2 separate regions of the Mus musculus genome follow, and region 1 is linked to region 2. A link is a loop called in an ENCODE intact Hi-C map of the cell type or tissue named here. Cell type or tissue: left cerebral cortex. All regions are shown on one strand. Each heading gives the region's core, and the rest is flanking DNA. Links, peaks and the distances in the headings are about the cores only. Region 1 overlaps Il33 (interleukin 33). Region 2 holds the start of Ranbp6 (RAN binding protein 6).

Region 1 (16,156 bases), core at 4,196-12,195, 130 kb after region 2:
TCCGGAAGACCCAAATTGGGTCCCTAGGATCTATGTGAGAGAGCTCACATCTAATACCCTCTTTTGATCCCCTTGGGCAAAAACAGGTATGTGTGTGTGTGTGTGTGTGTGTGTGTGTGTGTGTGTGTGTGCAAATTAATTTTTAATAATTAAAAACCAATACTAAGTGCCTCTCACTTTAAAGGCTTAAAGGAAATCTTTCCAGTAATAATGTGGTCCTCGCCCTCTTCTGGAGGGTGATCTGTCTAGACTCATTGCTTTGTCAGCTTTCTCCAGGGAGCACTTCCTTTCCCAGGGAGAGGGAAATTTCAGAGCAGTGGGAGGAAGGAAAGAGAAAGTAACTCAGCTCCGAGGAGGAGGGAGCTTTCACGACAGCTTTCCCTTCCCTTATTCCAGCCTCCGCCTGAAAGGAAGTGAAAACCAAGAGGGCACAGAGTTGGTGTAAGAGACCCACTGTGCGTCAGCATTGTCCTGTGATGAAGTCACTCTGTCTTAGAAAGCTTAGCCATCGACTATCAGCTAAGACCATGTGATGGTTTCAACTTGATATAACTTACAATGTCTGGAGAAAAGAGCCTAATCAAGGGGGTGTGTGCAGCGGGCCACACTGTACGGATGGCTTTGGGGGATGGTCTTGGTTAATGGACGTGGAGGGATCTAGCCCACTGTGAGTGGCACAATTCCCTGGTGAGGAGGAGGGGACTTCTAAGCAGTATAGGAATGGAGAAACTGAGCTGAATGCAAACAAGCCAGCCCGTAAGCATTTGTTTCCTTCTCTTGACTGCGATGAGATGTGAACAGCTGTTTAAAGTTCCTGTCTTGACTTCCCCCACGGGGGTACATAACCTGAAATTATGAACTTAAGTAAAACCATCCTTTTCCCAAGTTGCTTTTTGTTGGAGTATTTTATCACAGCTGTAGAAATAAAACTAAAGCAGATCATTTGGGGACACTGCCTCTTTCTATGCACTAGCAATATGTCTTTGAGATTCCCATCACAGACTCATGAATCTTCTCATGTTAGACCATAAAGGCTTGACACAGCATAAACTAGAACTTAGGCCCTGGAATTCAACATCATCCCATTCTAGCAATGTTCCCCATGCCTTCAGGGAAAGAGCTTGTTATCAGATCCGGCTTTACTTACAATTAGCAGTGTGGCCCTTGCCAGACCATCCCTGGGCAAGAGGTGAGCTACTGTTTACGCCGCTAACAGGGAGATAACCATATGCAAATAGCTAGTGAAAAGGCTCCTGGCTCACATAAGATGAATGGCCAAAGCTGTGAAGCTGTAGTCACCTCACGGACACTGTCCTCACTCAGGAGTGTCTTAATGGCTACAGATGACTCAGCAGTTAAGAGCGCATGCTGTTCTTGCGAAGGACCTGGGTTTAGCTGCCAGAACCCACATATGGCAACTCACAACCACTGGTAAATCCAGTTCCAGGGATCTGAGACCCTCTTTAGCCTGTGTAGGCACACACTCACACACATGCATGGTGTGCATAAATGCACACAGGCACGTACAGTGCACATACATTTTTTTAAACAATATATATATTATATGTTGTTTTATTTTATTTTTTTAAAGACTGACCTATTGTAAACTCCTCGCTCACCCTTCTTCTTGGCCTTCAGATGTTTCTTGTATAGTAGCCATAGTTTTTTTAAAAGGGAAAGGCCAGGACCCAAAGCTCAGTTGGTAGAGTGATTGCTTAGCATGAGCAAAGTCCTGGGTTCTAGGCACGATGGAGACAGAGTCAAGAGAGTCAGAAGGCCCAGACTGGGTCACTGAGCTTAGGTACAGTGGGCAAAGGTGCTTCCTGCTAAATCTTGTAAGTTTGATGCTTGGAACCCGTGTAGTAAAAGAGAGCAGCCGTCCCTGCAAGTTGTCCTATGATATTCATGGCCCGTGACTAACAAATAAATGTAATTTTAAAAAGTCCTCTACGCAGCGACTTGTATCGAGGTCTGGGATATGTGAATTTTCATCTAGAAGAAGAAGAGGAGGAGGGAAGGAAAGAAAAGAGAGAGGGAAGGGAGGAAGGGGCAGAGGGAGGAAGGGAGGTAAGAAAGAGAAATGAAAAAAAAAAAAAGGTCAAATCACATCCATATTGCTTAAAACCTTTTCTTTGGCTCCTTCTGTCTTTTAAGTTGAGGCTAGGCTACTTCCTTTGGCTTCTTGAGCCCAACCAAACATGCCTCCTGCTCTCTACCATCTCTACCCCCATCTACTATGTTCCTGATAGCCTATTGTGGTTCAACCAGGCTCCCCCTGTTCTTTAAGCAGATTATGCCCATCTTGAACTGAACCATTACCCTGGAGTGTTCTTTGCACAGAAGGCGTTTCTGCCCCACCCCCAGATTCCTTGCACTTTGTGGAAGGACCTTTGACATTAAGTTGGGACTGCCCTTCCTCAGCACCAGCTCCTTTCTGGGTTCCTGACGTCAGTGTTCGGGAAGATTGTATTTGCCTGAATATTACTCAACAGCCGCCTGCCAGTGTCGAGTAAGCTTCAGAAGGCAGGATTTTGACTGGTTCACCACTGCTTCCCAGCACCTAGCCTAGCAGCAAGCTGTCTGACTCATTGGCGTCATCATTAGACAGCCCTCTGTACACAGACTCAAGCCTATCACTGCTATGACCTCAAGAGACCTCAGAGAAGTTAGATTTCCTTGTAATGATTTCCAAACCACTTAATTACTTTCTCTAGGGTCAGAGGTCTTTTCGATATTATCTATCTTTTCCAAGTTCCTTCACAAAGTTTTCAAAGAGTCTCACTAAGGAAAGAAAAGTCAGTAGCCAAACCGACATTCTGATGGCATATCAACAGCTCTGATCATCGAAGAGAATTGCCTGACACCTAGGAGGACAGGGGTGTCTCGATAAAGGACTTGCTGGTTGACCAGATGTAGAAAATACACCAAACTGAAAAGAAAATCTTCACGCGGTGTCCCATGGGCTCATGCCGATGGACGTCCCTGACCTAAAATGCCAATTCAATATTTACTTAACGTAACTTCCTAAAGGCCAAAGAGGCCGCCATACACATTAGTACTTTGGAAAAGATGACAGCTCACACTTTTTGTGTTTGAGACTTGGAACTATGATGTTTCTCACGCTGACACACAAGAGCTCTTTGAAGTGTGTGGATGGCCCACATTCAACCGTATACACGCTGTACTGACCCCTCAAATGTGACCCCAGCTCTTTTCTCAGCATATTTTATCTGGGATTTCAATTGGACATCAAACTGGTTTTCTTTACTCTTTTTCTTTGGATGGCACATCACAGAGTCAGAAAATCACAAAGTACAGTGAATGTTTAACACGTTAAAAGCTTCCTGCTATCAGCCAGGCATGGTGGTATATGCACTTTAATCTCAGCACTTGGAGGCAGAGGTAGATGAATCAATCCCTGTGAGTTCAAGACCAGCCTAGTCTACATGGAGAATTCCAGGCCAGCCAGGGCTACATAGTGAAACCCTTGCTTCAAAAAATAAAATAAATAAATTTTAGAAGTTTCTCGATATCAGTGTTCCTTATTCTATTCGCAGGCCTCTGCACACTGCTCCCAACATAAACACTAAAGCTTGATTTTGTCTAAACTGGATTGCAAACATAATTGGAACAAGCAGTTGAAAACAATAGCATACATATATACATATATATGTATATATATAAAAGTGTATATATAAACATATACACATATACATACAGTATATATATATATATATATGTATATATATACACACATATATATTGAGGCTGGTCTCAAAATCACAAAGATATATTGACTTCTGCTTCCAGGGTGCAGGGATTAAAAGTCTGTGTTACCATACCTCACCACAACTTACATTTCTATGCTAACAGTAATCATGAATCAATCAAAAATCCAAGTATAAAATGTTAAATAATGAGCCGGGTATTGGTGGCACACGCCTTTAGTCCCAGCACTCGGGAGGCAAAGGCAGGTAGATTTCTGAGTTCGAGACCAGCCTGGCCTACAGAGTGAGTTCCAGGACAGCCAGGGCAACACAGAGAAACCCTATCTTGAAAAACCAAACAAATAAAAAAAATGTTAAATAATAAATATTAGAAAATAGCATAAGCAAATCTTTTAGTCATAGATGCAAAAGATATCCTAAGTTGAGACACAAAACCCACAATTTTAAAATGAAAGTATTGAATATTTCTATATGATATTTAGAAATTAGATATTTCCACACAAAATTTATAAATTGAAATTTCATTTAAAAATCCAATAAATAGTACCAAGGGACAATGTTTCAATTAACATTGCTGACGGGGTTACTTTCTTAACTTAGAGACTGTATCTCATTATTGTGATAAAATTCCTGGTAGAAGCAACAGTAAGAAGATAGGGAAGATAAGGTTCATTGCAGCTCACAGGTCAGGTGGTACAGCCCATCACGACTGAGAATGCACGGCAGCAGGAATTCTGATATAGCTGGTCACGTGGTAGCCTCACCCAGCAAACAGAAAGCTATGAAAGGTGGTGTTCAGCTCACTTTCTCCTTTTTATTCAGCCGAAGACCCTAACACTCAGAGTAGTGTCCACAAAATATTTCTATTCTTTAGAAAGATAAGTGTGTCAAAGGTGACAAGATGTATTGCCACCTCAGGGTGGGGAGGGGAGAATGGGAGCAGGGGCGGGGAAACTCATGCAGACTGTTGACCAACTACAAACCAACATAGACTTTTGGAAGTCACATGGAAATAACTATTAAATCACGAGGTGCATGCACCTCTTGATCCAGAGGTAAATTGCAAATTAATTATAAATTAATGTTAGCAAGGAACTTCAACATTTTCTAAGAATCGTGCACATGCACCACCCCACTTTGGCTGGAATACTAATGTCAAGGGAACAGAAAGGAGAAGCCTAGAAAGAGCCCAGTGTTAAGCACTAAGGAACTGGTTTATTTTAACTTACAAGATTGAAAGCAGAAAACACTCAGGATCCAGGGTTCATTTTAGAGAACGGAAAACACCGGCTCAAGAAAACACCGGCTCAAGAAGCATTTGCAGTAGGATTCCACTTCCCAATTAGAAACAGATACACAGGGCTGTTGAGATGGCTCAGTGGGTAAGAGCACCCGAGTGCTCTTCCAAAGGTCCAGAGTTCAAATCCCAGCAACCACATGGTGGTTCACAACCATCTGTAACAAGATCTGACACTCCCTCTTCTGGAGTGTCTGAAGACAGCTACAGTGTACTAACATATAATAAATAAATAAATCTTTAAAAAAAATTTTTAAAAAAAGAAAAGAAACAGATACGTGTGTGACATAGCCCCATAGAGGAAAGAAAAAACTTGAGAGCATAGATACTTTCTAGACATTTACATATTTTCTAAGGGCACGCATATATCCTTTTTACAATCAGAAAAATATTTACCTGAAAGAAAGAAACAAAAGAACAAAACAAAACAACAAAACAAACAAACAAAAAACCAACTTTCTCCAGCAAAGGCATCACTGAGCATCTGTTTTAAAAGTTACATTTAAAAGCCAGTAATTAAGTATATCTCTGAAAGGACGGGTCTGTGGGGAATCTGTCTCCTGGGAACAGCTACACACCCTCACATTCCATTCATATCGCTCCATTTGCATAACTTTACTCATCAGCTTCTGTTACCAAAGTTGTTTAATCTGAGCTACCATATAAATAGAACTGAAGCGCGACTGTGTTAGCTCTCCACCGGGGCTCACTGCAGGAAAGTACAGCATTCAAGACCAGCTATTTCCTGTCTGTATTGAGGTGAGTGCCAGGTCAATCTCTCTGTTTCTGAGGGGAACCAATAGTAGCATCTATCAGCTCTCAAATGATTCTGATATAAAGAGAGAAAAGACTTGTTACTGGAGAAAGTGGCTTGTTTATCAGAATGGGATTTGAAACCAGTTCTGGGTTATACTTTTAGTTCTGCAATTGTGATAAAGATGCTGACAGTCTTGGTCGATGTATCTGTCCTTAATGCTCACTCCTTAGTTTCTTATCTGTTCAACCACGCAGGCTAGTAGTCCTTTAGAGCAAAGTTCTTCTACATGAGTTTGCTCAAGCTCGTCCAAGGGAGGACGAAAGGGAAGGGAAGGTTAGGAGATCAAATAATTAACTGAAGATAGAGAAAGGCAAAGGCAGGCAGGGCGTCTCAGTGAGGGGCTGCTGGTATTGTTATTATGTTAACATGCATGAACTCTAAGTCTCCAAGAAGAGAGGCTATCGACTGCAACACACAGGTTTATTTAAAAGACAATTTTAATGACTAGAAAAACATTGTTTCTAGGACACATGCACCCTCTGGTGAAAGAGAAAACAGAAATCAGCACTGTTTCAGGAAGCAGCTCAGAAGCTCAGCACTAGCAGTGAGCAAGGGACCTCAATTCCTCCTGGTACAGGCAGGCTATTATTTAAACTGTTTCCTGCCCAACTGAAAATCTGACCTTTATGTGGTTAGCTAATCCTATTACCCCACACAGAAGGCTTAAAAATTAACTATTCTGTAAAAGCTATAACTCTGCTTTAAAGGAAATTATGTATTCTGAGCCAGAAAGGATGACTGACCATTGTGGCTTAGTAGTATGGATTCAAGTTACCCTAAATGATACATTCCTAAGTGAAAGCCATTACATTAAGGGTTTCAGGCAAAGAATAAAGGCCACCATACACCAATGTATTCAATAACTGCATTAGTCATAACACGTTCGACACACAGAAGACACAAGAAGGAGGAGGTCTCTCTTGTAGGTTTTGAATGCTTGCAGCTTCTTAGCTTTGTGCTATGCATAAACAGCCCATTCTGAGAGTATCAAATCAGATGCCATTATTAAAAGAAATGGCTGTTTACACAAAAAGCCTAAGACAGCCAGAGATAAAGTTTGGCTCTTGATCATTGACCAATGATCAAGACAATGACAATATTTTACTCAGTGAACGAGAAGAGTACGTGGGATTATTTAACCCAGCCGCAGCTTCTTCAGGGAACTCTGCCTTATGTTAGTTAACATCTTCCGAAATTTATTATTACTATTTCAAGAATATTAATATTTCAAGAAGCTGGCCATTTGCTTTGAGTATAAGAAGGGCTGAGTGTTTGAAATAAAATACCAAGTTCTAATCCACCCGACTCCCACCCCCCAAGCCGCACCCCGCACCTCCTCGAAGTTGTCAACTGATGCAGTTGTTGGATGTATTGGCTGGCATATGGTTGCCTTTGTTCTTTGCCTGAAAGCCTTCATGCGACTGCTTTCCGCTTAGGAGTGCATTGTTTAGGGAAACTTGAATCAATGCTACTAAGCCATGATCAGCTATCATCGCTGGCTCAGAATAAATGGTTCCCTTCAAAGCAGAGTTGTAACTTTTATAGAGTAGTTAATTTTTAATCCTTTTGAACAAAAGAGAGAGAGAGAGAGGATGATAATGGAGGGAGAGAGAAGAGATAACAGTTTTAGTTTCATTGGGGGGGTGGTACAGGATAAGAGATAAGTTCTACTTTCATTCTTCTACACATGGATATCCAGCTCTCCCAGTTTAAAAAAATTTTTAAGGCTATATTTTTCTGATGTGTTTTTGATGCCACTAGCAAGAATTAGACGGTTCTATTGGCCTGAGTATGACATAATTATATTTTGATTTTTAAAAAATTTAAGAAAAAATAGACAATGTGTTAAGGTTGAAACAGTGTGGGGAAGATAACAAGATTTAAAACTCAAATGTAAAAGAAGTAGATAAAATTAGACAGAAGAGGGATAAAAATGTTTTTAAAAATCAAAATAATAAGTAATAGTTTTAAATGAGAGGAAAATAAAAAGAGAGACGGAAGCACCTTTCCGGGTCTGTGAGCAGAGGGCAGAGGGCTAGAGCTTGCTCCCACTAAGCTGGCTAGAATAGCGAGGCCAGTTGAGAGCACCCATCCTCAGCCTCAGGGCTGTGTTTACTCTAGACTGTAAAAGCGTAGATGCTTTCTTCCTTTGCACTTATGGGGCCATGGCATCCCCCGACGATGTCTACATTCCTTAGGCTTGGGCAGGTTATCATTCACTGAGGCTCTCTGGAGTCCGCGACTGTGGCAAAGTCCACCTAGTTCACCTCAGAATGAAGGGAGCAAACGGCTCTCCTAGTTATGTCCAGATGGAAGAGCAATCAGCCTGTCCTGGTTTATAAGTAATCTTCAGCTACCTGCTTGGAGGCCTCAGTCATCCCCAATCCCAGGAGCTGAGTAGTCCTCGCCACCAGAGGGCGGGAGCACTGATCACTGTGTCTTCCTTCCTCAACTGAGCAGGCTCCCCGTAATTGAAACTTCTCATTGGTTCGTTCATCCGAACCAATCCCTTCCAGGATTGCCTCATAGCCGGTCACTATGGCAGCGTTCCCAGGCATCCTGATTTGGCACCTGTCTGTATTTTCTGATCTTCAGAGTTGCTGCTGGTCACAACACTTTTAAACTACCGGAGAGTGACGGTGTGGCGTCTTTACTCTAGGCAGCAGTGGACAGGAACTCGCCCTTAGACCTAATTTCTGCCCTGGCTTGTGAGAACTGTACTGTTAACCATGGGTTTCTCCCGCTGCGCTGCGAGCAGCGCAATTCTATTCTTCTGGTAGCCTAAACCCAGATGAACTTGTGATTGTTGCTCCCTCCCTCCTAATCCTTCCCAGTCCCTCTCCCCATCCCCCACCAATGCCTGGAACCGGGACTGGAGCTCTGGACTGCTTCCTACTTCGTGTTATCTTTTTGTTTCTCCATGAGTTTTAATTGCCCTGTTGTTTTTGTTGTTGTTTTGGTTTTCCCCCTTTATGCCCAGTGATTTCTCCACTAGATCTCCTTGGGCTTTGGTTTGTCCTTTGTTACCCTGGTCTTTGAACTTGTGAGAAAATCGGCAACCTTACTCCATTTATTCTTGAGGAACCATGCTTAATCTTGATCACTGCCTGCCATTACTCTTTTTAAACATTCAGCTGGTGCCAAATCTGACCCGAGGAAACCCTCCACGGTGGCTCCCACATGCTTTTGACACAAACTCATTTAGTTTTTTAATAGCTGGACGTTTTCTGGCATAACGTGTTTTATGGTCATTATTACTTTCCTGACCACGAATCTGGAGTCAAAGTTCCTTCCAGTGGAGAAAATATTTAGAAAATAAAATGTGTACACACACTGCTTGTTTAATACTGACTCAAATCTAACATCGCAGGGCATTTGCCTTGGCTTCTGAGTTACGTATTTATATTTCTTACCCCCCTACAGTGAGAAATCATACAAGATCAGTATCGCTATTTTTTTTTTTTTTTTGCTATATACTACAACAAAACAGTACTGAGATTTCAACACAAACATGGCATTAACACTAAGACTACTCAGCCTCAGATTTCTCTGTGCTTTCATTACTTTATTCTTTGATTCTATGGCTAGATTCTAGCCTAAATGTAGAGTCAGAATACTATGCTGAATTTTATTCTCCCCCCTCCCCCCTGTATGGCTATCAGTTTCATGGTGAGATAGCCAAGGTTGCTTCTGATGACTTCAGGTCCATATAGTTGGATTAATGTTATATTTCAATCCCACAGAAACCTGAAAAATGAGACCTAGAATGAAGTATTCCAACTCCAAGATTTCCCCGGCAAAGTTCAGCAGCACCGCAGGCGAAGCCCTGGTCCCGCCTTGCAAAATAAGAAGTAAGAGCGCTCTCTTTAACCACTATTAAATCTATTATCAAATATTTGTTATTTCAACATGAAGACGGGCGACCTTACCAAAAACTCTCAAGTATACAAGAGCTGAAAAGAAAGAGAGACAGCTTGTTGTTTTCTTAAACAGACTTCACAGCATCACCGTTGTTATTTGGTACAACATAGGACAGTTGACCACTTATTCTTGGACTAGTAACAAGAAGGGTAGCAGAGCTCTGGTGGACAGAACGGAAGTTAGAGGGTGATGGGAAAGGAAAGCGATGTCCCCTTCTGCCCTTCCCGAGGTGCTGGACTGCTCACACACTTCTTTCAAAGCCAGGATTTAAAAGAAAAAAAATTGACAGTGGTTTCTGAATGGCCAGAAAAAAATCACAGTTAAATTAATCCTTTCATTTGCAGTTATGTCATAATGCTCTGTGCAGATATAATGACTCAGTGCAAGTGACTCGGTGTTCCCAAGTTTCCTCCTATTAAAGAATGCACTGTCTTCAGATCCAAGAAAACGAGGCCCTTTATCGGCACTGCCTTGTGGAGTAGACATGCCAGAATGCCTGACATTGGTGCCCGCGCTTGCTTCGAATACTGAGATCTTACAATTCACATGTTCTAGTTTTCATCTCCATCTCACCCTGGAATACTATTTACGATGTCCAGAACACAATGGACTTTTCTGCATGGGACTTAAATTTTTCTTGGGCTAAGTAAAATGAGAATTAACAAATAACTCGTTAATCTTTTTAGTTCCGTTGCCTGAATTTGCATTTGACTGCTCCCTCAGATGGCAGTGCTCACTTACTTCTTCCCCTACCAAATAAGACTCTGTGTAGCTCACACTGATCTGGAAACTCGCAACCCTCCTGCTTTAGCCTCTTGGGTACTGGGACTAGAGGCACGACCACATCTGGCCAGTGGTCCTTTTCTTTGATGGAGGTAGAGTCTAATGAGTAGCTTTGATATTAAAGATATTGCATTAATTAATTTTACACCGCTATGGCCAAATACCCAGCAGAAGCAACATAAAGGCTTCATAGCTTAGAAGATACAGGCCATTAGGATACAGCAGGGATGGTGGCTGAACCAGTTTGATCTCTGGTAGCCTTAGCTTCCAGGGACTTCTCATATGGCACCGCCCAAGAGTGGGAGATGAAGGACCAGGCTATAATCTGAGACTGTCCCCCACGGTCTAGGTATATCAGCAAGGCCCCAAAAGTTTCACAATCTCCCAAAGAGTTTCACTAGTTTGGGACCAAGTGCTCAAGGACAAGATTCTGTGGGAACATTTAACTGTAACACACTTCTTAGCACAACTCTGAGCTATGTAATTTTGGGCAGTGCCATGAACCCTAAAAGCCTCGAATTATCATTGTAAAACTAAGATAAAACTTTGCAAGATAATCATGAATGGCTAAGTTAAAAGACACATAAAAGTAATTAGCAGAGTGTTTGGCCTCGTTTTTATATGCAGTCAATGGCAGTTCTTTTAGTATCAATAACCTTTATGGCTTACAGCCATCCTCCAAAAATTATGACGAGCAGAAATCTCCTATGGATGTTAACGTGCCCCTCAGTTAGGCAAAGATTGGTCCATACTGAATGTAGACTTGGTCCTTCAAATGGAATTATGAAAACAAAACACCAAAAAAAAAAAAACCCAAAAAAAAACAAAAAACCCCAAATTTCTAAAGACCTAATGTCTTTAGACCATGTGGCAGCAAAATGCAACTCCAGCCTCTTGTCTATCAAATCCCAAGGTCTGGAACGGCTCATTTTAAAAGGCAAATTGATTGAATTCAGAACCACTCAAGGCATTCGTGAGGCATGTCTTTAGGTATGTGTCTATGACAGCATTCTCTGGAAAGGATTGGCTTAGACCCACCCTGAAAATGAGTAGCTGCGACATCCCCTGGGCTGGATCCAGAACTAATTAAGGAGAATACGGATATAGACACACCTTCCCTCCATAAAGAACCTGAGACACAAGCAAAACTAATCCCTTTCTCCTTTAAGTTGCTGCTTGTCAAAGACTTGGTCACAGTAAGGAGAAAAGACTATTTCATTTTGCATATCCTATCTGTGGCTTGCTGTAAAATTAATGAAGTTAACTAAGTAGTGCTGTTCCAGCCTCTGTTGGAGGCACGTGTATATTATAGGATATGACCTACATAAATCTACCTCTTTTTTTCCTATTGTTAGGATCCCAACAGAAGACCAAAGAATTCTGCCATGTCTACTGCATGAGACTCCGTTCTGGCCTCACCATAAGAAAGGAGACTAGTTATTTTAGGAAAGAACCCACGAAAAGATATTCACTAAAATCGGGTAAGTACATTTCTGGAAAGACTGATGGGCATCTATTTGCTTTTACTTTCCATACACACACACACAACACACACACACACACACACACACACACACACACACACACACGCACACACACACACAATTGTTTTTCTTACCTAAATTCTCCTTGAGGAAAAGAATACAGATGATAATGTGTTGGCCATTTTAGAAAGGGTTTTTCTATTTTAGAATTTCTAAATAAATATTCAAAAAGTCTATTCTAGAATCCACTTTAGAAATGGATACACTGGTGAGTAAAAACAGAAGACACAAGATTATGTGTAAATATGTAATCATGTGGTGTGATATTTTGTAATATAGAGGAAACAAACTAAATGGTTCATAGTGGCTGCTTTGGAAGGCAGTAACTGTGGTGAGTGGCTTTCTGTTTATTTGTTTGTTTGTTTCTTCCTTTGGTGTGCTCTACTGGAGTGCAAATGGTCTTCACTTTACGTCATTATTAAGGAGGAATTGATCCCATTAGACCATTGGGTGGCCACAGCCCTAGGATCACTTACCACCGTCGCCATATTGGCCATCAAAAAAGATAGCATATTGGCACAATGAAGATTGCTGACTCAGCCCAAGCCCCACTACTGTCTTGCAGGTACCAAGCATGAAGAGAACTTCTCTGCCTATCCACGGGATTCTAGGAAGAGATCCTTGCTTGGCAGTATCCAAGCATTTGCTGCGTCTGTTGACACATTGAGCATCCAAGGTATGACTGGTCATAGGGGATGTGTGGGGTGAGGTGGGAGATAGCACATGGGGCCTTGGCAAGGGCTATTGCATAGAGCAAACTCAGGAGTATGTCTTCATATGTATTAGAAACGTTTGTTTCCTGCTTGGGTACCAGTTCAGTGGTTATCCAAATTGGGTGTGGTGGAGCTGTGCCTATTTAATCTATGGTTAGCATTCCACTTGTATTTTGAAATACTTGCTATAGGTTGGGAGCATGTCTTCATCAGTCCTGATAAATGTAATATCCTTGGAGAGAGGAAAAAAACAAAGCACCAGTCCCCACATTTCAAAATGTTCACCATGAAAGAAAATAAAGGAACTATCTTTTAAAATAACATGATGTGGCTTGAAGAGTAGTTTAAAGTTTTTGACCATTTTTGCTGCGTTCTAAGTAAAATGGTAATTATCAAGAAGTGAAGAGAACCCAGGGCGTGTAGTTCAGTGGTAGAACATTTGCCTCATGTGCCAGGCTCTGCATGTAGTCTCTATCAATGTGGGAAAAATTCAAAGTGAGGGTTGGGCATAATGGCATATAATCTCCATCCCAGAATGGGGGAGGCAGGTGAATTCCTTGGGTTCAGGTCTGCCTGGTCTACACAGTGAGTCCCAGAACAGTTAGAGTTATATAGTGAGAAACTGTCTCAAAGACAAACAAAAGGCCAAATTAAATAATTAACAAATTAGCAGCCCCATCACTAAGGAATCGTGATTAAGAATCACATATTGCCATTCTAATATATATTATTTTTATATGTGATCTTATATAAAACAACTTAGAATGTATTTATGTATAGTGTGTATATATATTATATATATATATATATAATATATACTTAGTATATGTTTAATATAAATACATTAACCTCCTGGTCAATATTCAGTTTCTCACAAACTGGATTTAAATTACTTTAGATGTTTAGATGTTTAGATGTTTAGATGTTTAGATGTTCACATGCAAATTCTTTCTATTTTGTACAGTAAATTTGAATGTAGGACCCTCAGATGGGTCCAAGTCTGCTTCAGTTTACCCATATATGCTTTTAAAATGTTATCAAGTGCTCTGTATGTGTTTCGATTGTCCGGGCAAAAGCAGAACTAGTTTACATCTGCATCCCCCTAGACCAGTGACTCAATCTTCCTAAATGCTGTAACCCTTTAACATAGTTCTGCACGCTGTGGTGACCCCAACCATAACCTTACTCTTGTTGCTACATCATAACTGCAACTTTGCTACTGTTATGAATCCTAATGCAAATATCTGGTCTGTAAGATATCTGATATGCAATCCCTGTAAAGGGATCATTTAACCCACAAAAGGTCTGGACCACCAGGTTGAGAAACACTGCCCTAGAGTGTTGGAAATCTCTAAGTGATCATGCTTTATAAAGGGGAATACATTCACCTATGTCTTCCAAAACATGACCATTCTTTGCAGCTGTCCCCTAGACTGTGGGAAGGTAAGAAAAGGAGCTACCCTCCTCGTCCTCACCCCAACTGTGCAGGAAGGTAACACCTTTAATCCCACCCTGGTATCAGCTATGGTACTTAGCTTTTGCCTATGTTACAATGACAAAGTAGAGCTCACACTAAAGACCAAAACTCTTCAGAGGAAGTAATTCATATAAATAACCAAGAGAACGGTTCATAGAATCCTTTGTGTTTTTTATTCTTAATGACAGGAACTTCACTTTTAACACAGTCTCCTGCCTCCCTGAGTACATACAATGACCAATCTGTTAGTTTTGTTTTGGAGAATGGATGTTATGTGATCAATGTTGACGACTCTGGAAAAGACCAAGAGCAAGGTAGAGTATCTCCTCACGTCTATACTTAGTAATGACTGGCAAGGTTTAAAAAAAAAAAATCTACCAAGTTATCAACAGTGGATTAACTGAGCTATTCAACAGCAGCAAGTTTCACCATCTTTGGTAATTTTAGTCCTTCCTATGTCAAGAAGGTCTCAGTGTAGTCACATTCTTCAGGGAATAAATCAGACATTGAGAAATACCTATTGAGAAATACAGAAAGAGGGACTACATGTATCTACAAATGCTGAATAATAAGATCTTGTTCACCTTTTCAGTGTCCCCAAAGCATAGTCTTTTGTGAAAGATTATCCCTTTGTCATAAACAATACCACCTGCATATTGGGGAATCCATCAGAGCAGAATATATTTTAAGATCTTTCTAAGAATCACTAAAGTTCCGCTTTTTTGGTATATGACAAAAGGAGAGGGAGTTTGTGTTCCCCGCCCAGCCCAGCCCCAGGACGGGATGGAACCGAAACCTTTTGATACGTTCCTCTGTCACCCAGTGACACCCAATGTTGTCTTTCAGACCAGGTGCTACTACGCTACTATGAGTCTCCCTGTCCTGCAAGTCAATCAGGTAATGTAGAGGCAGGGGGAGGGGGTGGTGTTTGCATTCTCATCCAGAACAAAGCTGAATCTGAAGTAGCCCGTGGTTATCATGAGGTTCAGAAGGTTATCTTCAACCCCACACTCATTGTAAAACCTTACCTCATCTACTTCTGAATTAGTAGGAGAAAAGCCTAGCTGCACTTATAATAGTACAGCCATAATAGTACAGCCCATCTCAGCCAAGACTCAAAAGATTCTGCTCAAAGGTTGCCCAGAAGCAGTTCCTTCTACATCATCAGTCCATCCATGCATAATGGCTCACCACTATGGCCAGTCAGCAAGAGACAGGAAGGCAGGTGAATACATATGTCTTCCGCTTCAGGGCACAATTGTGTACCACGTGTCTGCTTATCTTCAGTTGGTCAGAACTTAGTCTGAGAGCAACAGGAGGAGAAAAGTTCTATTATCTGTTATCTATTAGAGGACAGCTCTCAGCAGCTTCCCATGAACAGAGGGAAGCAGGTGACCAAAGCAGTATCCATTGGCATCAGTTGAATTACAAAAGATCAGAACAACAACAGAAAGTAAAAACTAAAACCTCTCCTCAGAAAGATTTAGAAAGACTCTTGGGCTGGCCTTGGTGGTGCACATCTTTAATCCCAGCACTCAGGAGGCCAAGGCAAGCAGATCTCTGAGTTCAAAGCCAGCCTGACCTACAGAGTGAGTTTCAGGACAGATAGGGCCACACAAAGAAACCCTATCTTGGGGGAAGGAAGAAATAAAAGGAAGGAAGGAAGGGAGGGAAGGGAAGGGAAGGGAAGGGAAGGGAAGGGAAGGGAAGGGAAGGGAAGGGAAGGAAGAAGGGAGGGAGGGAGGAAGGGAAGGAGGAAAGAAGGAAGAGAGGGAGGAAAGAAGGAAGGAAGGAAGGAAGGAAGGAAGGAAGGAAGGAAGGAAGGAAGGAAGGAAGGACTACCTGGTATTTGGGTGCAAATACTTTTAAATGGATT
Region 2 (16,156 bases), core at 5,013-13,012:
ATTTCCAGTCAGGGCTCTGAAGCATCTGCATGATATGCTCCTTGGTCATTGGCAAAACAACTTTCCCACCAAGTCCACAAGCCAGTCTGTCTAGGGCACTCTCAGCAGCAACCGCATTGCTGTCAAAGTCATCTTCTTCCATTTCATCAGCATTTACCCAGTCATCATCATCTTGAAGATCAACCATCATTGCTAATATATGAGGCACAGCCTGTGCAATAATATTCGTATGCTTTTTCAACATTGGAGTTGCAGTTTCAGATAAGGTGACTATTACTTCCAGAGCCAGCTGGCGTTGCAGGTTACTAAGCCTAGAGTCTCCACACAACTTCAGGCTCAACTGCAGAGTATCTTCTAGATAGGGACCCAAGTACTTAGGTACAGTATCTGCAATCTCAACAAGGGATTCTAGCACAGAATCATCATCCTGGTAGCAGGAATCATTCACAGCCTGTAAGATCCCAGGAAGCAAATCCGCAAAGTCTTTGAAAAGAGCAATATTGTTTTCATTAGCAAGGACGAACGTAGCTGCAGCTCTAGCAGATAATGTCCTGATTGCTGGATGCTCCTGATCTTGAATACACTGGTCCAACAACCTCTTGATGATATCCAAATCGTGACGATCCTGGTTCCCAAAAATCCCAGGAAAGTGCCAGAAAACGTGAAGTGCAACTTCCCACAGAACCACATTTTTAGAGTGAATCGAATCAATGAGGAATTTCAGACCTTCTGGCCAATGGTTAGTGCCACTCTCATCTATCAAATTCCTGGCCAGCACCGCAAAAATATCACAAAGCTTTTTCCTCATGCTAGCATGTGTTTCTAACTTAACGGCCAGTATCAGTTCAATCTTGACATCCCTCTGCACTTCAGGAGGTAGATTTGGATAGACCTCCTCAAACCCTGAGGACAAAAGCCGTCGTAGCAGTGCGGCAGCCATTTGTCTCACCTCATAACCTGCTCTTCTATTTCGGACGGCGTCTAAGAGAAATGTAGTCTTACACAGACCTGGGATATTCTCATAGACCTCCTCGGCTTGCCTCCGCACCATGCAGCTTGGATTGATCAGGTTCTTCAGAAGCTGGTAAAACTCCTGCTTTTCCGACACGGTCGCCGGCAACCCTGCAGACCCGGCCGCCGCCATCGCGTCCTGTCAAAGCTACCGCGACCGGGAAGGAGGGAGGGAGTCTGCGGCTGGGAGCGGTGACGTCAGTGAGGCGACGCCGGGGATGGGCGGGGCGCTGCTCCCACTCTCCGCTGCGGCGGGGTGAAGCTGGCAGGCGGGGGTCTGGGTTTTACAGGGTGGACGGAGCTGAGTGCGTTTTAGGGGTATCGTCCTGTTCTCCGACCGATGTGCTCCTGTAGAGGCTGGAAGGAGATGGGGAGAAATTCGCTCCGCAAGTCTACATACTGTATGATGCCGTTATTGTTTGTAAAAGACCTCGAATAAGCACCTCTAGACGAACTTTAATTAGCACCTGCTATGGAGTGAGGGAGGAGGGAAGAATGGAGTATAACTGCTGTCCGGGGATTTCTTTTTGAGGGTTGGTAAAAATGTTCTGCAGTTGATAGTGATGATGGTTCCCCCAATGTCATGCCGTTCTACTAAGAACTACCGAATTATACAATTTAAATTGTTAACTGGGTATAGTGAGTAAAACCATAATAAAACTACTTGCAAAATAAACTCAATCAAAGGTTAATGATTTCCTCCCCGTTGCCACACCCAAAGAAGTAGAACCCGAGATGTTCAAACTCGGGCGTACATCCCAATCTCTTGTCCTGTGGATTCTAACAGAGTGGGAAAGACAAATGAGTAAGGTGGGAGGTGATCTGGAGTAATGATAATGAAGCTTCTTGAATCCTGGTCTTCTATATACATTACTTTTGTATTTTTGTTACTCAAGATTTTCCTTATGTGTTTCTAAACTGTAATATGACAGTTCAGTTATTAGAATCCTAATTACCCATGAATAGGAAGCTGCAAAGATTACCCTAAGAACAAATTCCCCAAGGCTATGTATTTTTAATGTAGGCAGATGAGTTATTTAAAACCATAATTATAAGGTGTAACAGTCTGAGATCAGATCTTCCTCTCTGCCAGCCATTGTCACACTCATTTCAGCCCTAGGTAATTCTGTAAGGCTGATAAAGGCAGACAAAGCACTACTTTAAACCAAGAAATGAAGAGCCAGAGAGGCTGAGGCTCACAGCAGATGAGTCTAAATTCTACCTAGTCTTAAGGCAGTGGCACCTTTTGTCACCACAGAACATCCCCTATAGCCGCTGTTGCTTTTGCAACGTCATCAGAGACCTTCATTTATTGTGTTCTGTCTTAAACTTTGCCAAGAAATCTGAATTTCAGTCTTGTGAAATTCTGCTGCATATACACACAAAATGGAGAAAGTCTAGTTTCACATTAACAAGTTGACTGACCAAATAGGTGGTCTCATAAATTAATTTGTAATATGAAACTAGTCTCTGAACAGTGTTTCTCATTTGGTGAACCATTTCAAGGCCATTTAGGGTGTTTATTTTAAAATACAGATGTTAGGACCAGCTTCCAAATTACTGTACTAGATTTCTGAGAACTGTAACCCAAACATGCATAATTAATAAGCACAGAGAGATTTTATATAAATACCTAAACTTTATAATTATGGATCAAATCAATTCTTGTTTTGATTCTAAAATCTTACCTACAGTGCTTCATCTTGTACCAGACTCACTGCTCTTCTTACTGCTCCTAGAAAAAGTTTGGCTGCAAAGCCTCTGCATCTGCAGTTTTAGGAAATGTTAACGAATGCTGGAGAAATGCTTTCCCTACAGCTGCATCCGTTAGCATACTAAGGGCTTATTAAAACCACAGCAAGATCCAGTGACAATCCTCTGTAGTGTTTGGAACGTAAATGACTGACAGTGCCAAGGCCTGTGCAAATGTGGAACACCGGGAAGCTTGGCTATATTATATGGGAGTATATATAAATTAGTACAGCTTGCAACAATAGTTGAAATGCTGTTAAGATTGTTCAGTCATCGAGCCACCAGCCAGGAGCATACATGGGCTGGTCCAAGGCCCCTGGCATGTATGTAGCAGAGGTTTGCCTGGTCTGGACTCAGTGGCAGAATATGCACTAAATCCTCGAGAGACTTGGGGCCCCAGAAAAGGGGGAGGTTTGCAGGGGCCAGGGAGAAGCACCCTCTCAGAGGTAAGGGGGAGGAAGAATGAGATGAGGAACTGTGAGGGGGGGACCAAGTGGGGGACAATGACTGGAATGTAAATAGAATAATTTTTAAAGAGATTGTTCAGTTGTACATTTATTCCACCAGAAAATATTCACTGGAGCTTTATCAATCATAGTGCTGGACACAAAAAATATATCTATATCTATATCTATCTATCTATATACATATACATATACACATACATATGCATATGTATATATATATATATGTATATATACATATATATATGTGTATATATATATATATACATATATATATATATACATATGAGAGGAGCTTGGAAATGGCTCAGTTGATAAAGTTCCTGCTATGTGAAGAGGATGACTACCTGAGTTTGGATCCCAGTACCCATGGAAAAGCTGAGCACCCCGTTGCACATATATAACCCCACACAGCACTGTGTGGGAGCAGGAAGAAACAGGCAGATCTCTAGAGCAAAATGGCCAGCCTAGCCAAATTGATGAGCTCAAACTTCTGTCAGAGGCCCTTTCTCAATAAGGAGAGATAATTTAGGAAGGCACTAGAAACTGACCTCTTAACTCCACTTGCACAAATGCACCCCCCACCACCACCACATGAACACAAACTATACACCACACACACAAAGATCAACTACATGAAGATACTTATAGGAAATGGTAAATGCCACACACTCAGGGAATTAGTGTGAAAATAATTCTGCCCAGGCATTACGGAGGCAGCTAATCCACTGGGGTGTAGAGGAAGTCAGCTGGGAGTTTGAAAAAAACAACATTCCCTCGATCTGAATTATAATTTGTGCAGTAAAGGATAAGGGGGAACTTGATAATTTCTTTTAGTCAATATTCAGAGTTGATGACATGAATCTCAGATGGAAGTGATGCCTGACTGGCTTTTAAGAATGAGTCCTAATTAGCTATCTTGGGGACGGGGGCGGGGGGGGCTGTCCAAAGTAGACAAAACAACTTGCTAAAATGCAGAGGCCTTGAGGCAAACTGTGAGAGCTCTTTGCCAATCCTCCAGGGTCAGAGCATTAGGGGGGAGGCGCCTGAGGAGCCTGGGACAATAAGGAGGAAGGCAGGGAAGTAAGTAGAGCAGACGATGAAAGTGTCATAGTCCACACTGAGAAATGTGGATCCTTCCCCTAAAGGTAACTCGATTTCAATCAAGTGGTATGAACCAAATTTTAGAAAGATTCCTTTGGAAAGAATATGAAAAGGGATGCACACAGAATAGACATTGAATAGGTCAATTACCAGTTCAGTTTACCAGAAAGTCCAAATCAGCTGACTTTGATGGTAGGAAAGAGGTCAAAGGCTCAGTAGCACACACACCAAACAAGGAAGTGACTAAGACATCTTCCCATGAGTTGACCCAGTGACCTGTTTCGACCACATGCCGTTCTTTGCCAGCTTATTTACTTCTAAAAGAATAAACAGCAGTGTTTGTGTCAATCAACACACTGCTCTTTGGGAGGAAAAGGCTTTTCTCAAGATAGGTGAATCTTGGAGTCCATAGTTTGTTCTTTCACTGGTCCCCACATGTTCAAATGACAGTTATAATTTCAATAGTAGGAGCAAAACTGAACCCATCTTAGAACAATCATTTATGACTTATTGCTTTAGAAAAACACAAGATGATTTACAATCTTAGCTCTCTATTTTAAAATGAATGATTCTCCTGTATTCATTTTTTTTTCATTGCTATCCCCTTCTTTCCCCCATGAGAAGTAGGGGAAAGGCTACTACATAATAGCCAAAATTGGCTTGCCAATTTGGTTAGAATTGAGCAATTTTAACTTTTATAATTAACACTAGCTGTGTTGTATTGGTAGAGAGGGCATCTCAAGATTACTTCCCCAAAGACATCTCAAGGACATCTCAAGGGCATCTCAAGGTTATTTCCCCAGAGACAACTAAGGTGTTTGTTAGCATCTTACCAAGTGGTAGAAAATTCAAGACAAGTTGCAAATTTCACCGAAGAGCTGAGATTTAGAGCCAAATGAGAGGGATAGAATTAAGTTGATCTTGCATGATATAATCCAGATCTAAAAATGATACAGAAAACCAACAAAAATGCCACATACACTTTAGCTAGACTAAAATGAGACAACCTCAATATAAAAAAAGAATAATGCCTACAGTAGGCTAAAAGAAGATTAAAAATATGAACAAAAGTGACAAGTTTCTAACATCAAAAGTTACTAACCCCTTAATCATCTTCTGAGCTTCCTAAATTGGCAGCTCTGAAAATGGACTTAAGGGAATAAGCAAGTTTCCCTTGTCTTTTCCTGTACAAATTTTAAGTCAGATCATAGAGACCATTGTGAGTGACTGTTGCTCTGTGCGCACTCCACCTAATGAATTCGAAAAGGATGCCTCAGTCAGAAAACCACTCTGCCATAACTTTGAATGAACCAATGAATCTTAAGTAATGATGACCAGCAAGTGTTAGACCACTAGATGAAACATACCTTGGGAATTTCAAACTAGGGAGTTTAGGCTGAAGCCACTGGAAATCATCGTTTGAACTTTGTTATGAATCCAGAAGTGCCATTTGTCAATTGTCTCTTAGCTCTGCATCTATACTTGTATTATTTGTTCTCTGATGCTAAGATTAGGCTTTGGAAATAAGTTATTCCATTCATAGCTGGATTTTTTTTTTCGAGACAGGGTTTCTCTGTGTAGCCCTGGCTGTCGGTGCTCTTAACCACTGAGCCATCTCTCTAGCCCCACTCTGGGCTTTCTTACTTTTTCTCTAAAGCTCACCCCCTTTTGTCCGAGCAGCTGCTTACCAACCTCCATTGCTAAATACATGCCTTTTCCTTTTCTCATTTTCCCTCTTCTCAGCTGCTGCCGAGATTTCCTGTTTGCCTGCCTGGTTCTCTTTCTCTCAAGCATAAATTTAAATATGCAAGAGTTTTCTTCTTGGTCCCCTTTAAAAATATTTTATTAATGACCAAGAACCATGAAAAGAATGTCATCATTTCCCTAATAACAGAAAGATGTTCCTATTTATTCTACATACTTTGGTACAGTTGGATTCATTTTTTTGAGTGGTGTGTTTCTTGTGGTGCTTGTGTAAAACATGGTAAATGTGACGTAATGCTCGAGTATAGACACTGTCGGGGCCAGGCGTGGTGGTGCACGCCTTTAATCCCAGCACTTGGGAGGCAGAGGCAGGTAGATTTCTGAGTTCGAGGCCAGCCTGATCTACAGAGTGAGTTCCAGGACAGCCAGAGCTATACAGAGAAACCCTGTCTCGAAAAACAAAAACAAATAAACAAACAAATAAACAAAAGACACTGTCTGAGTCCTCGTTGCTAAATAGGGAACATCCAGAACCTGTCTAGGAAAACTTGGAGTTTCGGAGCCATTGAAAGCTCTGCATGGCCATCTGCGTGAGAGGCTCCACCCAGCAGCTGACTCAGACAGATGGACATTGACACCCACAGCCAAACAGTGGATGGGGCTTGGGGAATTTTATGAAAGAATAGGAGGAAGGACTGTGGGCCTCAAAGGGAATAGGACCTCCACAGGAACCAACAGAGTCAACTAACCTGGACTCTTAGGGCTCTCAGAGTCTGACTCACCAACCAAAGACCTACGTCTTTCGCACTTGAACCCAGTTGAACTGCTGTGTGAAGGAAAATGCTACACAAACTTAGTTCAGAAACAATGATAGCTAAATCTCTGGGTGCAACAACTAAAATCCTAATCTTGTAAGCCTTATTAAATCTGAATTCCCCCGTGGTGAATCCTGATTGATCCACTGTTGAAACCAGGAGACACTAGTAATTACATCTTGTCCTCATGCTATCCCCGTCCAAAAGAGACCTAACTCTTTCCTGCTTCCTCTCTTCCTCTGTCCAATCTGGAAGTCCCACCTACTTGCCCAGTGATTGGCTCCTTTATTCATTAGAAGATTGGTTCACAAGAACAGCACCAGGCCCATCTACAACAAATATGAATATAGAAAAATCGTACAACATTAATTAATGTGGGACTGTTTCCTCCACTTTTTCTATTCTCCATTCCCAAGGTCATTTGTGCATTTTTCCCCTTGGGGTCTATTTGTAAGGAAAGGAGCAGTTGGCTGACGGGAGTTCTCTCTGCGCTATAGAAGCTTCAGTTCATCAAGGAGATTGTGTTGAGGTGGGTGGGGAAGAAGGAACAGGGAGGATGTTGGGTAGCCTTTCAGGGAAAGAATTAAGATAGAGAGAGCAGATATTTCTATCAGGTTTGTGGAGATGAAGGAACTGGATCCTCTCATGTTCGTGGTCTAAAGGTGAGGCTGCTTGCTAATTGCATAGCTCCTAGCCCTGGAAAATCCCAGCATGTGCACAACAAGGTGGTATGACAGCTTCCAACTTCCAAGATGTCACTTGAGTTTGAGTAATGAGGGTGTCAGGGGTGGCTCCTGTGACCAAAGCCCAGAGGGAGTTCTCTGCTTACTTTTTTTTTCTTGATAAGTCCCATGGGATGAGACTTTAATACAAAACAAAACAACACAACAAACGTAGTCGAACCAGAGGTGTCTGGAATTATAGACATAAGCCTGAGGTGAGCTACTATCAGGGCACAGGCAGTGGAACCTCAAAGGGACCTTTGATATCCATAGCCATGGCTGGAGTCATAGCCAAGGCTTAGAGGAAATGAAGTAAGGGCTCAGGTGTTTGGTACAGGAAGCCAGGCTTAATGATGGCTAAGGAATAGGAGGCTCAGAGAGCTTTACATTTTTATTTTCATTCTGGTTTTAACAAGTAATACTTTTTTGGAGAAAAATTAGCTTAATTTGGTTAAATGTGAATGTAATCTTTCTGATATAGCCTTTGTGGTCTACAGTTTATTTTTACAATAGCAATGCAATGTTCAATATAAGCACTTTTTTTTTTTCGAGATAGGATTTTTCTGTGTAGCCCTGGCTGTCCTGGAACTCACTCTGTAGACCAGGCTGGCCTCGAACTCAGAAATCCACCTGCCTCTGCCTCCCAAATGCTGGGATTAAAGGAGTGCACCACCACGCCCGGCTATAAGCATATTTAGGAGAACGAGATTTCTTCTAATAATACACTAATACACATAAACAGTCACATACATATACATATGTACTCATGTCTAAAATATAAGGTTAAAAAAATTGTGGGGCTGAGTGTAGAGCTTCATGCCTTTAATCCTAGTATTTGAGAGACAGATAGAGGAGGGAATCTCAGTGAGTTTAAGGCCAGACTGGTCTATACAGCAAGTTCCAGGTCAGCCAGAGTTGCTTAGTGAGAACTTATCTTAAAACAAAACCAAAGAAACTCATCCAAATAAACTTAGGGTGTGCCTACCCTTGTATGTTGGTGTCTGACTCTAACACCCCACCCCCAACACACCATCACCAAAGCTGATCTGGAACCTTTCCCTGCTTATCCAAAGAGTTGCTTTGCATTTGACAGGCAGCTCCATCCTTTATTCTGCACCGGATCGTTGTGGACCATTGCTCCATTACATCATAACTCCTCACACTGAAAAGTCCTGGATTCCAGAAACATCATCACCATCATCACCATCACCATCACCATCATCATCATCATCAACAACAACAACAACAACAAAAACCAAACTGAACAAACAAAAAGCCAACTCAGACCAGATGCCTTTGCCACATCACCCTCTTGGCTCTCAATTAATTTACACAGGTTCTTAAATAGGTTATGTTATGTTGGAATAATGAACTATAATATCTAATCCCCACATATCTCAGGCTTAGTATGAGATTTATTTCAAAAGCATGTCACATGGTCACTATGGTTCAGTAGTGCGACACTGCTCATTGTAATTAAGGCCTCAGGCTGATGAGTATTTTAAATTACTGGTGGTCCTTAAAGAACTCCAGAAGATCTGTAAAGTAAATGCCTCTTTATTTTAGATGAGGAATAATAAAACTTCACTAGGTCATTCTAGTATCTAGATGAGAGGAAATAAGAATTTAGGAAAAATGTACAACTTTGTTTTTTCCTCTAGCTTTCTCTTCTTTGCCTGAGGTCACCTTCAGACCTTTACCTTGAGGGTTATTTATGTAGAAGGGACTCAAGGCTTCTTGAGTCAGAGAGGGTTGGCTGTCTTGCCCCTATTTGATCAGTATCACAGTGCCCTCTAGTGGGATTAAGGCTCCTCCTAGGTGCTTTAATAAGACACCTCAGTAGCTGAACTTCTTTAGAGCTGTCTTGCTGGGCCCAAATAGATAATTTTTATTGTATAGAGACTTCCTTTATGTCTTCAATAGCCTTTTACACACACACACACACACACACACACACACACACACACACACAACATAAAAATATTTGCACCGTTGAGGACAAAAGGACAATTGAATTCCCGAAGACTTTTGGAATAATGATTCTTTTAAAAAAAAAACATTTTTTAATAGATGCTTTCTTCATTTACATTTCAAATGCTATCCCCTTTTCTAGTTTCCTCTCCGAAAATCCTCTATCCCCTCCCCTCCCCCGGTCCCCAACCCACCCACTCCCACTTCCTGGCCCTGGCATTCCCCTATACTGGGGCATAGAATCTTTGCAAGACCAAGGCCTCTCCTCCCATTGATGGCTGACTAGGCCATCCTCTGCTACATTTGCAACTAGAGACATGAGCTCTGGGGGGTACTGCTTAGTTCATATTGTTGTTCATCCGGAATAATGATTTTTAATCACAAGACTAAGCGAGAAGAGTTGCTATAGATAGGAACCACAATTGCATCTTCCAAGTCTGCTATAGCTTGACTGGAGCCACGGACACCTAGATGCAACAGAATTCCCATACAATCTGTTTTCTTTGTGATCCTCTCTATATCCATTTAAAACTAATCTGAGAGGGACTCCAGAAATCCAGTGTGCTGGAGAATTATTTGGCACATGTCATGGTCAGTAATCAGAGAGGGATTGCCAATGACCAGTTTTGGCATCTATGTGGTGGGTAAACTGAGGCAGGCAGCCATTTGGAGGACAGTGCTTAGAGCCACTGACAAGGGTGGATCCAGATACCTACATACCTACTGGCCAGTGGCAGCCAGTGATTAGAGAAGTTACTCAGCTGACTTTCCTCTGAGGAAACAGAGTTTAATTTACTGGGGCTGGCATTTCCTGTGGCCCCTGGAAAAACCGTGAACTCTTTTAACTCCTTGGGACCAGGGAGAAAGAGAAGGAAAGAGAGAGTTTACACACACACACACACACACACACACACACACACACACACACACACACTGGATAAAGCAAAAGGCAGAATCCAATAACTTCATACACACACATGCATACATACATATAGAACTATAGACAGACATATACACATTCACACATAGAATGGTTTGAGCAAAGCTCCAGCAAGCAGAGTCCAAGCATTTCACACACACACACACACACACACACACACACACACACACACACAAAATTGGTGGATGGAGCAAGCTCCAACACACACCCAGACAAGGTTTACATATATTCATTCATACATACATACATACATACATACATACATACATACATACATATATACAAACACACACACATATGATGGGTAGATGGAACAATGTCCCAGCCCCCATACTTTATTCTTTCTTCCATAGCTTATATATCCCAGAAAAAAAAAATCTTTCAAGCAGTATAAAATTACAATGTGATCACATTTTAGGTTTTTTCTAGTAGTGAATGGTTATTAAAAAACGATGTGTTTCCCCAATACCTTTACAAGAAATAACATTACGTAGTGCAGGTAAAGAAAACAAATTAGTCTCCAAAACTCATGTACATTCCTAACTAAGCCACTTGTTATAGATTAACAAAGTGTAAGCAAGCAAGGTAGTTTTCTCAGCCAGCTTCTCTTACTGGCAGGCAGCAACTTTCGGTTACAAAGAAAGGAGTAATTATTTTATTATTTATCTTTAAAAGCAATCTTTTAGAACCCTAGAAGAATCACAACTCTAAATTTTTATATAAAAATCAGTCACATCTACCTTAAATCCTCAGAATGCATATCTGCTCATCAGCAGTTCTTCATAAATCATACTAGAAAGCTGAGGGCAAAAAATGGGTATAAGAAAGCAATCACCCATCACCAGTCCAGCCTCACTGGGAGTCAAGTGAGTCAGCCAGTGCTGCCATTGTTCTTGTTCCCTGACCGTAAAAGGTCCCTAGCTTATCTATTAAGAGTGTGTCTTTCTGAATTTCAGATTGTTCCCTAAGATTTTTTTTTTTTACATCAGAGCCAGCAGTAAAAACATTACAACCTAGCTTCACTAGCAACTTGATTTTTCCTAATTTTTTTTTAAAGGGTGGTGGTCACTGCTGACAATCTGCATCTCTAAGTTCTTCTCTAGGGTGGTGATTGAATCACTAATCTGCTCCAGCAGCAATGCCTGAAGGAGATCAAGCGTTAACACTGTGAGTGTCAGAGATACTGCCTAGTGAGGGACTTGAAGCCCCCTTAAAGTTTTCATACAGTTCTTAAATTAAGAGGGATGTGAGGGCAGCAAGCAGAACAGAACTCCATAACAGCACGAAGTCCTCAGGACATGTGTCCCTGGGGCCAAGCTACACCGACGCCCACCCACGTGGCTGTGCTAACCTGTGGACTGCAGTCCATGGGTTCTAAAACGATTTATTGTTTCTCCTGCATGGCCCTCAGTCAGGGACTTACAACTAAGGAAGTGCTTATGTTGGATTGGCCTGTGGGTACATCTGTGGGACACTCTGTGAAGTGCTAGTTGCTGGAGGAGGGTCCATCCCACTCTGAGTGTGCCGCCCTGGGCAGGCAGGCTTAGGCTCTATTAGAAAAGTAGCTGAGCAAGTCAGAGGAAGCAAGCTTGTAAGCAGCATTTCTTTGTGGTTGCTGCCTCAGTTCCTACCTCCTCGTTCCTTCCCCGAGTCCCTGCCTTAGCGTCGGTGGATAAAACTCTAACGTGAGATACCTCGATTTCCTCCCAAGTTGCTTTTGACCATGGTATTTATCACAACAGAAAGCAAACTGGGACTATATGGTTAAGAATTTGAGTTTTATCAGTGTCTTTGTTAGCTTCTATTGCTGCGACAAAACACTATGGGCAAGGCAACTTATAGACAAAGAGTTTCTTGGTGGTTTACAGTTTCACAGAGTGAGTCCATAGCCATCAAAGAGGAGAGCATGGCAGCAGGCTGGCATGGCTCTGGAGCTATTAATAGCTGAAACCTTGCACTTTGAGACCTTGTATTTTGATCCACAAGCGGGGAGGCAGATTGAGGTAAAGGAGAGTGGTTTCGCTTTTTGAAATCTCAAAGCTCCTCTTCAGTGAAACACCTCCCATCAACAAAGACACATCTTCTGATTCTTCCCCAAACAGTTTCACCCACTGGGAATCAAGCATTCACACATCTGCGTCTATGGGGGCCATTGCCATTCAAATGACCACCATCAGCGTGAAGAAGCATTCTACATATTACCAGTGGGTGGCGCCCCTGCTTGAAGAGTGAAACAGACTGCAGCAAGCTGCTTGCACAACCACAAAGGACCTTCCTAGAGGTTTGAGAAATAATGGGAGTGAATTAGGCCCAGAAAGTTACAGTAATCTTAGGCTTTAAGTGAAAGTCACAGATGAATGCAAGTCCATTAATTAAGATGTTATAGTCTGGTATAGTGGAGCCCACACAACACAGAGTTGGTTAAATTGGCAAAGATGAACACCTAACTGCAAATAACAATTTTTACTTCAAAAAAGTTGTGAGGCAGGAGTGGGTGAGTGGGTTGAGGTGCACCCTTCAAGAGGCAAAGAGGAGTGGAGGGGGATGGAATGGGGGGTTGTGGAGAGGTATCCGGGAAGGGGGATATCGTTTGAAATGCAAATGAATAAAATGATTATTAATTAAAACAAAAAGTTGGGAGAGAAGGAGGTGGTAGTGAAGTGGGCAGAGTTACAGATGAAATAAGAATTCCTTGTGAGTCAGGCCAAAGCAGGGTGATGAATAAATAAAGGGTTCTTATCTAATCCATGGTTTTGTATATATTTGAGATTTTTCATTAAGAATAAAATCAACCTATACTTAAGATAACAATGCCAAGGAGTGAGTCTGAGTATGTGAGAATACACACCAAACCACAGAGTTAATAGGAGGGAAAGGCTAAATATTGACACAAAGGAAGCCCTAGCTCACAGGAAATGAAGAAACTCTATGAATGTATAGTGCTGAGTCACGTTGTTCAAACCTCGTTTTGATTACCAGGAAAAAAAAATCAGCATTGCATTAGCTTGAAAGGTCAATTTTAAAGCAAAGTATCAGTTGTCTTGTCCTTTTGTTTCTGGTGAATCTGGGATGAGCAGATGGGTGACACCTTCTATAGAAAGTCCAGAGTTAGTGAAGGCAAAAAGCTCTAGCCTTCAGATACAAAGGAACAAAGGGAAATGTCCCACCTTACAACTGTAAATTCTTCATGGCTCAAAAACAGAGAGGACCAAGCTGGCTCGTTCTGATTAATGATGGTTCATTTAAAGATACTTCTTTTAAAGAATCTGTTTTATACAGAAGTGGATGCTCACAGTCAGCTATTGGATGGATCACGGGGCCCCCAATTGAGGAGCTAGAGAAAGTACCCAAGGAGCTAAAGGGATCTGCAACCCTATAGGTAGAACAACATTATGAACTAACCAGTACCCCGGAGCTCTTGACTCTAGCTGCATATGTATCAAAAGATGGCCTAGTCGGCCATCACTGGAAAGAGAGGCCCACTGGACTTGCAAACTTTATATGCCCCAGTACAGGGGAACGCCAGGGCCAAAAAGTGGGAGTGGGTGGGTAGGGGAGTGGGTGGGAGGGTATGGGGGTCTTTTGGGATAGCATTGGAAATGTAAATGAGGAAAATACCTAATAAAAAGTATAAAAAAAGAATCTGTTTTATGTCCACTGACAATACACACACACACACACACACACACACACACACACTATATATATATACACATACACACACACATATATATATATCCATTAAAATACTTTTAAAAAAATCTATGAATGATTCTATTTATACAAAAGGATAAAACCCTTTCAACTAATCTTTCTTAGTATTCAGAAAATTCTTGTTTTTTCTTTTAATTGTAAAAGGATATACATACATACACACACACACACACACACACACACACACACACATATATATATATATATATATATATATATATATATATATATATATATAAACATTCATATGTGTAGGTATTTTGCCTAAATGTCTGTGCACCATTTGCATGAAGTGTCCATAGGGACGTTTAATCTCCTAGAACAAGAGTTATAGACAGTTGTGAGCTGCCGTGTGGGTTCAGGCAACCAAACCTGGGTCCTCTGAGACAGCAGCCAGTGCTCTTAAACTGAGCCATCTCCTCAGCTCCAAGAAAACTCCCAGTTTTAAAGATTTTGCTGAGTAAGATTAAGAAGGTATTTCTATGTTTAGTTGTACATGGCTAAGTAACAATCACAACTTATTCTGCTATACATGCACAACACTCTATTCTCTCAAACAAAAGGAGAAGTTTGTTAATGATAAAGCAATGCATTTTCCTCTAAAACACAAATGACTTACAACCCTATTAATAATGCAGTCAGTTATCTCTTTGGCAAACTGAATATTTTCCCTTCTATATTTTAGCTATCATGAAGGCTCTGCCAAGAGATGGAATTTGGAATAAGGATGATATGACTTACAGGAAGCCAGAGGCTTGAGTGTCACTTCTGGCCACCAAGGACTGTGGTGAAGAAGGAAGCCAGACTGAGGGACAGTTGAGTAGAGAGGGCCTTGCTGCATACCACATTTGGGCTGTAGAAGGAGCTCTCACACCAATCATGGCCAGCCTGTGCATAGTATGGGACATTGCTCACACCTTCTGAGATGTGTTGGCTATTAGGTGCTGAAGATGGAAAACTGTAATATATCCCTGAAGTTCTGTGAGGAGTGCAAGCCTCAAAGCTGGGACTAGGATAATGTGTGGACACCCAGGGGTGCTGTTGTCCTAAGCAAGAGAAGGTCAGGAAAGGACTGTCGTGGGGCCAAGATGGTTCAAACCATATCAGACCCAGAAAATGCTTGAAGTTATACCAGGAAACTGAGATTTTTATCTGTGGATTCCCTTGTCTTTTGCGAATTTTTTTTTAGGAGAACACACGTATGTCAGCTATTTGTTCTGTCCCATCCTCAGTCATATTTAAGATGTAGCTAATGCACCCTTAGAGAGTGAGGCTAAAGCTGCAGAGTTGAGCAAGAACATCAGAAGACTCTGCCTGCATTCCACAGTGTACCACGCCACCTCTGCACCTCTGTTGTCCACCTTGACTCAGAAGGAATAGATTTCTACCTCATTCAAAGCATTATTGCTGGTGTTGCTATTGTACATATATCTATAGGGACTCTTGATTTCTCTGACTGCAGAGTGAGGAGAGGACCACAAATAGCAGGGATGGTGTGATTCAGGCAGAAAATGCATCTTTGGCCCTGTGTCCTGAGCATCATAGGTACCGTACCTCCTCTGACACTTAGGGCAGAGGCAGTGATGAGCCCAGGAAACTTAGCTTTCACCCATAGTTACCCTGTGCATTCCTTTGGCTGTGTGGACTCAGAGTCTGACTTCTGGTCCTCTAAATGTCTGTGAGCAACTAGCTAGCCTTTAAATGAGTTCCCTTGTGACCTCCTCCTCCCCTTCCTCCTCTTCCTCTCCCTCCTCCTCCTCCGCCTCCACTTCCTCCTCTTCCTCCTTTCTTAAACTATTAGTTCTGTTGTTGGTTGCTAAGTTCCCTCACAATATGCTTCTGAAAGGCAAGTTCAGGGTTTATGCCGGCCAAATCCCTACTTAGGTGCATTAATACTCTAGAATTTTCACTTGCCAACTTGCTGACTTCTGCTTCAGATCTATAGCTTTAAATATACAG

Evidence for each region. Hi-C counts contacts between places; a loop is a spot of excess contacts. Peaks named below come from ENCODE experiments on the same cell type or tissue, not always from the same donor. Only the 100,000 strongest peaks of a DNase experiment are listed, where the experiment ranks them.
Region 1: a loop joins it to region 2, with 2.3 times the contacts of the local background. A loop is called at or near these places in 4 of 42 quality-filtered maps.

What each region holds. Positions count from the first base shown.
Region 1 is chr19:29,940,075-29,956,230 of GRCm38, forward strand. Il33 (interleukin 33) reads left to right here. Exons shown (of 8, transcript NM_133775.3): 2 at 9,586-9,693; 3 at 11,902-12,027; 4 at 12,656-12,766; 5 at 14,469-14,594; 6 at 15,127-15,177. The coding sequence starts at 9,597. Among named protein-coding and RNA genes, the nearest start is that of Gm41832, 21 kb to the left of the region's middle. In left cerebral cortex, for the core only: a CTCF peak has its summit at 8,259 (motif pointing right); DNase peaks (open chromatin) are centred at 5,665, 8,307 and 10,187; H3K4me3 peaks cover 774 bases; H3K27ac peaks cover 1,107 bases.
Region 2 is chr19:29,811,807-29,827,962 of GRCm38, forward strand. It overlaps Ranbp6 (RAN binding protein 6), which reads right to left and starts at 1,168. Exons shown (of 1, transcript NM_177721.4): 1 at 1-1,168. The coding sequence starts at 1,144. In left cerebral cortex, for the core only: CTCF peaks have their summits at 9,373 (motif pointing left) and 12,689 (motif pointing right); DNase peaks (open chromatin) are centred at 9,364 and 12,709.